2 separate regions of the Homo sapiens genome follow, and region 2 is linked to region 1. A link is a loop called in an ENCODE intact Hi-C map of the cell type or tissue named here. Cell type or tissue: A673. All regions are shown on one strand. Each heading gives the region's core, and the rest is flanking DNA. Links, peaks and the distances in the headings are about the cores only.

What was found. Peaks named below come from ENCODE experiments on the same cell type or tissue, not always from the same donor. Only the 100,000 strongest peaks of a DNase experiment are listed, where the experiment ranks them.
Region 2: it touches region 1 in a loop (3-fold over the local background); 2 of 110 quality-filtered maps call a loop at or near these places.

What each region holds. Positions count from the first base shown.
Region 1 is chr1:69,071,310-69,075,706 of GRCh38, forward strand. All of the region lies in intron 1 of LINC01707 (long intergenic non-protein coding RNA 1707), which reads left to right. Among named protein-coding and RNA genes, the nearest start is that of LINC01707, 18 kb to the left of the region's middle. In A673, for the core only: a CTCF peak has its summit at 2,039 (motif pointing right); no DNase peak of the experiment used is centred there.
Region 2 is chr1:69,735,744-69,740,140 of GRCh38, forward strand. The region is part of intron 2 of LRRC7 (leucine rich repeat containing 7); the gene reads left to right. Among named protein-coding and RNA genes, the nearest start is that of LRRC7, 170 kb to the left of the region's middle. In A673, for the core only: a CTCF peak has its summit at 2,037 (motif pointing left); a DNase peak (open chromatin) is centred at 2,028.

The DNA.
Region 1 (4,397 bases), core at 76-4,075:
CTGGAAAAAAGCAAAGGATGGGTGCCTGCTCCTTCCTCTGTGATCTCTGACCTCAAGGGGCACTGACCTGACTAGGAACGCTCCTGTATAGGGTGTCTGGTCGCCCCTGTTGTGGGGGGTCTCACCCAGTTGAGGGGCATGGGAATCAAGACCCATTTAACAAAGCACTTTGGCTATCTGTTGGTGGAGGGGGTGTGTTGTGCTGGGGGGAAAGCCACTCATCTGGCCTGCTTGGATTCCTCAGAGCTAGCAAGGCAAAAGGCTAAGCCTGCTGATCCATGGAGACTATGACCACCCTACCCCTTAGGGGTTCAGACCCAGGGACATCAGAGTTCTGTCCCTAAGCACCTGGCTGGAGTTGCTGGAGTTGCTTCAGGGAGGCCCAGCCCAGTGAGGAAGGATGGGTCAGTGTCTGGCCTAAAGAGGCAGTCTGGCCATGGTCTGCTACAGCTGGTGTGCTGTGCTGTGGGGAATACCTACTGGGACCAAGCCATCTAATTTTCCCAGTTCCAGCAGGGGAACAATGCAGCCTGGAGCTATAGTGATTGCTGCTGCCCTTCCCCCCGGGAGTTCAGTGTTTTAGGCAGTTAGCAGCCGCCATGATGGTTGCCATCTCTCTTCTGGGGAACTCAGTTTTCTTAGGCAGTCGACAGCTGCAGTGATGCTGGCTGCCCCTCCCTCAGGGAGCTCAGTTGTCTTAGGCAGCCATGATGATGACTGCTACCCTTTCTCTAGGGAGCTCAGATGGCTTAGACAGCAGGCAGCAGCAGTAATGACAGCTGTCCCTCCCTTTAGGAACTTGATGGTCTTAGGCAAACTCCAGCTAAGTGGCTGATGAGAACCTGCATGGCTCTGTGGTTGGGGCCCAAGGACCTGGTGGTATGGGCTCCCGAGTGGGATCTTCTGATCTGTAGGTTGCATGGTTCCATGGAAAAAGCACCCTTTCCCAGGCTGAGTAGCATGCTCATTCACCCCCTTCCTTGGCTGGGGGTGGGGGTTCCCCTGCCCCATGTGGCTCTCAGGTGGGCCAATGCACCACCCTGCTTTTCCTTGCTCTCCGAGGGTAATGCCAACTGCCTAGTCAGTTCTGATGATAGAACCAGGATACCTTGTGTATTAGTCCATTTTCATGCTGCTGATGAAGACATACCCAAGACTGGGCAATTTACACACACATACACACACACACACACACACACACACACACACACAGAGGTTTATTGGACTCACAGTTTTACGTGCCTGGGGAGGCCTCACAATCATGGTGGAAGGTGAAATGTACATCTCACATGGAAGCAGATGAGAGAAGAGAGCTTGTGCAGGGAAACTCCCATTTTTAAAACCATCAGATCATATGAGACTTATTCACTATCACAAGAACAGCAAGGGAAAGACCCACCTCCATGATTCAATTTACCTCCCAACAGGTTTTTTCACAACATTTGGGAATTATGGGAATGAGATTTGGGTGGTGACACAGCCAAACTGTATTATTTCACCCCTGACTCCTCATGTCCTCACATTTCAAAACCAGTAATGCCTTCCCAACAGTCTCCCAAAGTCTTAACTCATTTCAGCATTAACTCAAAAGTCCACAGTCCAAAGTCTCATCCAAGATAAGGCACGTTACTTCCATCTACGAGCCTGTAAAATCAAAAGCAAGTTAGCTACTTCCTGGATACAATGGGGGTACAGGCATTGGGTAAATACAGGCATTCCAAATGGGAGAAATTGGCCAAAACAAAGAGGCTACAGGTCCCATGCAAATCTGAAATCCAGCAGGGCAGCAAAATCTTAAGGCTCCAAAATGATCTCCTTTGACTGCATGTCTTGCATCTAGGTCACATTGATGTAAGAGGTGGGTTCCCATGGTCTTGGGCAGCTCTGACCCTTTGGCTTTGCAGGGTACAGCTTCCCTCCTGGCTGCTTTCATGGGCTGGCATTGAGTGTCAGTGTCTGTGGCTTTTCCAGGTGCATGGTACAAATTGTTGGTGAATCTACCATTCTGGGGTCTGGAGGATAGTGGCCCTCTTTTCATGCCTCCACTAGGTGGTGCCCCAGTAGGGACTCTGTGTGGTAGCTTCAACCCCAAATTTCCCTTCCACACTGCCCTAGTAGAGGTTCTCCATGAGAGCCCCGCTGCTGCAGCAAACTTCTGCCTGGGCATCCAGGAGTCTCTGTAAGTCTTCTGAAATCTAGGCGGAGGTTCCCAAACCTCAATTCTTGACTTCTATGTACTTGCATGCTCAATACCACATGGAAACTGCCAAGGCTTGGGGCTTGCACCCTTTGAAGCCATGGCCCAAGCTCTCCTTTGGCCCCTTTTAGCCATGGCTGGAGCGACTGGGATGTAGGACACCTAGTCCCTATGCTGCACACAGCATGGGGACCCTGGGCCTGGCACATAAAACCACTGTTTCCTCCTAGCCTCTGGGAGGGGCTGCCAGGAAGGCCTCTGACATTCCCTGGAGACATTTTCCCAATTGTCTTGGGGATTAGTATTTGGCTCCTCATTATTTATGCAAATTTCTGCAGCTAGCTTGGATTTCTTCTCAGAAAATGGGATTTTCTTTTCTACTGCATTGTCATGCTGCAAGTGTTCTGAATTTTTATGCTCTGCTTCCCTTATAAAAATGAATGTCTTTAACAGCACCTGTCACTTCTTAAATACTTTGCTGCTTAGAAATTTCTTCTGTCAGATAACCCTAAATCATCTCTCTCAAGTTCAAAGTTCCACAAATCTCTAAGGCAGGGGCAAAATGCTGAGAGTCTCTTTGCTAAAACATAACAGGAGTCACCTTTGTTCCAGGTTTCAGTAAGTTTCTCCTTTCCATCTGAGACCACCTCAGACTGAATTTTATTGTCCGTATTGCTATCAGCATTTTGTGCAAAGCCATTCAACAAGTATGTAGGAATTTCCAGTTTCCCACATTTTCCTGTCTTCTTCTGAACTCTCCAAACTGTTCCAACTCCTGGCTGTTACCCTGTTCCAAAGTTGCTGCCACATTTTCGGGTATCTTTCCAGTGGTGTGCCCCATTCTACTGGTACCAATTTACTGTATTAGTCCATTTTCATGCTGCTAATAAAGACATATCTGAGACTGGGCAATTTACAAAACAGAGAGGTTTATTGGACTCACAGTTCCACCTGGCTGGGGAGGCCTCACAATCATGGTGGAAGGTGAAAGGCACGTCTCACATGGTGGCAGACCGGAGAAGAAAGCTTGTGCAGGGAAAATCCCATTGTTAAAACCATCATATCTTGTGAGACTTATTCACTATCATGAGAACAGCACAGGAAAGACCCATCCCCATGAGTCAATTATCTCCCTCCAGGTCCCTCCTACAACACATGGGAATTGTGGGAGTTACAATGCAAGATGAGATTTGGGTGGGGACACAGCCAAACCATATCACCTTGGTTGCCAGTGCAGGATTCACATGCTGTTTTTGTTCTTCTTGGTGGGAGCTTCCAACTGCTGCTGCTTCTAGTTGGCCATCTTAACCCCACCCCTCTACAGTTTTCTTTAGAAACATAATTTTCCCTCTCCTCCTTCCCATTTCTACCAAAGACCAGTCACAATAGGAACAACTTATTTGAAAAATTTATTTTAGTCTTATTATACTTGGTGTGATTATTTTTATAGTAGTGTGCACAAATAATAGTTATTGGCTATACAGGCTCTTTTAAAATTGGCTTTGCTGTACTTTTTTTCATAAAGAATTTTAAGTTAGACTTTTAAAAGCCTCTTGAGCCAAGCCAAAAATTTATCTATGCCTGCAGATACCTGTATGAAATTGGTAAATTCCTCTCTTTTTGATGTTCTAAAATAACTTGGTGTTCCTGGGCCTGTCAGAAAGTGGCATTTCTTTACTTACTACAGGAATTTTGTAAAGAAATTATATTATATAAAGGAAGTATCAGAGCAGTCTTTTCAAGAATCCTTTTCTCACCTCTATAAAGTCAACCTTAATTCTTAAAAGTAGTCTGGTCATATCTGAAAATATGACATTTCAGCCAAAGCCTTGGTAAAATAACCAGTGTTTTCTATTGTGTCCTGTTTTAAAAGAGAACAAATACTTATTGAACTTATTCAAATAACTCTAATGCCATAAATTAAGAATATTCACACCTGGGTGATGGGATCATGTGTACCCCAAACCTCAGGGTTGCTCAGGTAAGAAACATGCACATGTAACCCCTGAATCTAAAGTCAAAGTTGAAAAAAATACTCAAAAATATTTTATTCTGGAGAAATCAGATGGAGAGAAAAAGATATGCTTTAAATTTTCCTTGCAAGAGTAAGTATACTTTGCCCAATTTGTTGTAAGTTATAAGTAGCCCAACAGAAAAAAATTCATGACTCTGGAAAATAAAATATAAAAAGAATCAGTAT
Region 2 (4,397 bases), core at 119-4,118, 660 kb after region 1:
ATTAGCATTCTTTCAAGAAGCTTCCTTTTTATTCCTCGCCCCTTTCTCTTTCTCTCTCCCACTCCCTTCCCCTCCCTATCTGTTTCACTCCCTTCCTTGCAAAACTTCCTTTTCAATCTCTCTCTCTACCTCTCTCTGCCTCTCTCCCCCTACCACCCCACACATTATCACTATTGGGTCATGAATTTATTTTTGATTAAATGATTTTTTAAATTCAATAAAACAATAGAAATTTAATTGTAAGTCTAGCTCACTTTGGCTGGTTAAAATGCTCAAAATTGTGGTGCTGAGAAAAATGGATACATTTAGTAACATTAGCATTGTTCCATTTTTTAATAATAATTTTGATGCTTTCCTACAAGTCTAATGATAACATGTTGAAATCAATTACTTCACAATTTCCCTTTCCAAAAATAACATTTGAAATTTAGGAGATTAAACACTACAGAAAAAGTATTCTGTAATGTACTTTTTGAATTCTCATAAGATTTGACTACTTTTTCTGACCAATTCACTAAGAATAGAAAATTATTGATTTATTCAGTAAACTAAGTAGGTTTAAAATTTTAACATTTGCTAAGTCATTTGGCTGTACTTCATCTCTTAGAAAACAAGGAATATTATTTATAATTACTGCTTTTCTATTTTTAGCTTTTTACACAAATAAAATTATTTAATATTTTCTTCAGACTTTAACAGAATCCAGTGGTATTTGAATGACAAAGAGACATTTTTATCATCAAAAGCAGGTTTTCAAAAATAATTTATCAGTGTTTGGGAATAAGTTAGGTAATGACTGTCTTTCCAAGGAACAAAACATCTTCTGAGAGATAAAAATTTTTACTGGGAAAGTTACAGAAAATTTGGGTTAATTTTAATATAAATGTGTGTGTGTGGTGAATAAATACAGTTTTTATAGTAAAGCCATCACCTATTTGAATATGAATTCACTTAGTCAGGGCTTTGGGACTTTGCTGCCTTATCTGAGGAAAGGGGACCAGGCTGCGGGTTCTTTCTCTTCTTTCTCCGTGTTGAGGCTCACAGTAGGCCCTTGCCTATTTAATGTAGCCATTGTAATTATTATCATCACCATCATTATCTTTACACTGCCTTTGATATTATTAGCCTTTGGATTAATGTGAGACAATAAGTTGTAAACCAAGGTTCTGAAAGGATGAGTCTTTTTTATAGAAAGGAGTTAAAGGTGACCTTTTTGTATTGGTCTTTATACTGTTTACTTCTTCATAGCTAGTTCCAAGCCTGCCAGTGCCAAACTCAAATTCTTACACCTCCGATTGGTTTACATATAGCCCAAATTATTATACTGTAAGCTACTTAAGAGTCTGCCTGCTTTGCATTCTTTACAAAACTTCACTTAACATCCACTAGCCAGAGATTAGACAAACTCTGTGATATGATTCAGCTGTGTCCCCACCCAAATCTCATCTTGAATTGTAGCTCCCATAAACCGCACGTGTTGTGAGAGGAACCTGGTGGGAGGTAATTGAATCATGCCAATGGGTTTTTCCCATGCTGTTCTCGTGATAGTAAGTCTCACGAGATCTGATGGTCTTTTTAAGGGCAGTTCCCCTGCACAGGCTTTCTTGCCTGCCACCATGGAAGACATGCCTTTGCTCTAATGATCCCTTGCCTTCCACCATGATTGTGAGGCCTCCTAGCCATGTAGATGTGCGAGTCCATTAAATCTCTTTTTCTTTATAAATTACCCAGTCTCAGGTATTTCTTCATAGCAATATGAAAAAAATGGACTAATACACCCTGTAACTATTTGATGCTACCCTTTGTAGCTTTGACCCAGAGACTCCCCCACATGGCTGCAGAGTGACATCAGGTAGACATATAAACCCCCTGTCCAATTCCCTGCTTTCCCAGAATTTCCTTGCCCTAGTTTACTTCTATGTAGTGGTCCCATGCTATTGTATCTGGAAGGTCTTCCAGTGTTAGACACTTCCCAGAACTCTTGCAAACCTGTCCAAGTGCTGCCTAATAAAGACTGTTGTGCAATACTGCCATCTTGTGGTTGTGTCTTTTCCTTGATTGGCTCCAAAATCCTTGAACTCACCACAGTCTCATACCAGAGTTTTGGATCAAAGACTAAGAAGCTGAGAGTCTTTTAATAAATATTAGGGCTGGACTTTACTCTTTTGCTTTGTAAGACAGGAGGCAAAGGGAAGGATGGGCTTTGGTCTACATTTATTTCACAGCCTCATCCTAGGGAATTTGATTGTGGACTCTATTGCACTTGTCAAATAGGAAATCTGACTATTTGGCAGAAACGGCTTAATCTTATTCCAGAGGATGACACATCTTGTCTGGGCTTACTGAGATCGGTTTTAGTGTCAAATGAAGGCTGAATTTCTTAAGGAGGACCATCTATGTCTCACTGAGACCACCAAAAATGGCCATGTACCGAGTTCTAATAAGTAATATTGCATTGATTACTTCACTCAGCTTTGTTTAGAGGGAACGTTTCTCTTTTATTGGGAAGGTAACTAGAATGATAGAGCTGGTAATTGGCAGAGCTGGGATTTGCACCCTGACCCTGTCATCCCATAAGCCATGGTCTTGCCTTCTTATCATCCTGTTTACCTGCGCCAGAGCTAGTACTGATCTACAACTAAGTATTTCACGGGACCTTTGAAAATGATACAAATCTATTTTTTAAATATTTTTCTTCATCTTTTTACTCCTTTCCTTGTTTTTCTATTATCAATTCATTAAGTATCTTATAAAATTGAAACTTGAAACTCTTTAAAATAAAAATCCTACTTTTAGAAAAATTGCCTTTGTGTGTTTTTCTTATCACACAAAGTGTTACTTTATCAGTAGGCTGCTGTATGAGCCCGTTGCTTAGGGAGACTGAATAATACCCCTTTGAGAGAGAGAAAAAGAAAGACTATTTTTATTCAAAATCAACATAGTTGGGGTTCTGTTCCTTGTAAAGGCAAGGCCTCCCAGGGAGAGTTTATGTGAGAGAGATAAGACACAGAAAGAGCTAAACTGCTTTATTTAATAAACTATCAGGAATTACACATTTGAATCTTGGCAGACGGAGTAGAAAAAAAACTTAAGTGGACCCTGGAGACAGAAAAAAGTAGATAGGCAGGAGAAAGTTCTTGAAGACTCTTTACAGCTTGGAAACAAACAGGACCTAGAAAAAGATGGCCAAGTGAGAAACCCCTTAAAGAGGAAAATCGGACTATCATTATTCCAAAAATAGCAGCTTTTAGGTTACTGGGTATAATACAAAATTCCTGTATTGAACAATAAACAGGATTTGAGAGGCTTGACTAAAAGCAAGATAGCAGTAGCTGGTCACTATGGTAACCAGAGGTAAAACGATGCTGATGGGAAAGAACACTGTTAAGATTAGGTTGAGCTTATGCATAAAGGACATAGAGAAAGAAAATCAAGTTGCTTTTTCCATATATTCTTCTCTGACTTAGAAAATGAGAGATAGAGGGGAGATAGGTACTAGCTAGCAAATATCATAATACAAACCATACAGTTTTTCCTGGCCTTGCTGGGGGCTCGCAGAAGGCATGCCAAGCTAAGGGTGAGCACAATAATTAAATATATTAGTCACAGAAGGGGCAGCCATAGGGCTTTCAGCTGGTCCCCTGTAAGCCCAGGAATGTAGAAGAAGAAATTCTTTCTACCCACCAAGGATAAGAACAGCTTGAGGCCATCTTTCTACTACTGCCAAGCCTGTTTAGCAGCTGTAGGATGATTTAAACTGTGTAGCCTCAGAATGAATACAACATCAAAGAGCAAAAGATTGTAATAAGATTGGGAGCACACTTTTGCAAAGTTAATTGATTTGACTGTAGGCCTTTGTGTTCATTTTTTTCAATTGTTCCGACTAGGATTTACATTTTTATTATCAAAGGAAAAGTGAGCTGTTTACTGGTTAACTGGACAATTTACTGGTTAATTGTGCTAGGTAATTTACATCTCATTTAATTTAATGAGTAGCTAGTTACTGAAGATACGAAGTCGTATTTTGCCAAAAACAAGTTTAATTTGTGTACAATGGTAGCTACAAATCTGAATTTTCAAGATGTCAATCACCAGAGAAGAAACTGGCTGCTGATTTATGCTGTTAAACAAAGAATTATCATTAAGCAAACTGAATGCACTTAAGTGTACAGTAAAAAAGGTCTTCTGTTAGTTAGAACCTGGTTTTATAACTATCCAGTGTTTACAGATATGAGCAGCATCGCAACAGAACGCTACTGAAGAAAGGAAGAAAGCAACCAAAGGGAGGAAATAGGCAATGAGAGGTTAGAGGTTCTACTATATGATTGGTCAGTTTTCTAAATAGAAGGAAAGAAGCACAATGATTTACGATGGCTCTACATACCATGGATGGCTGG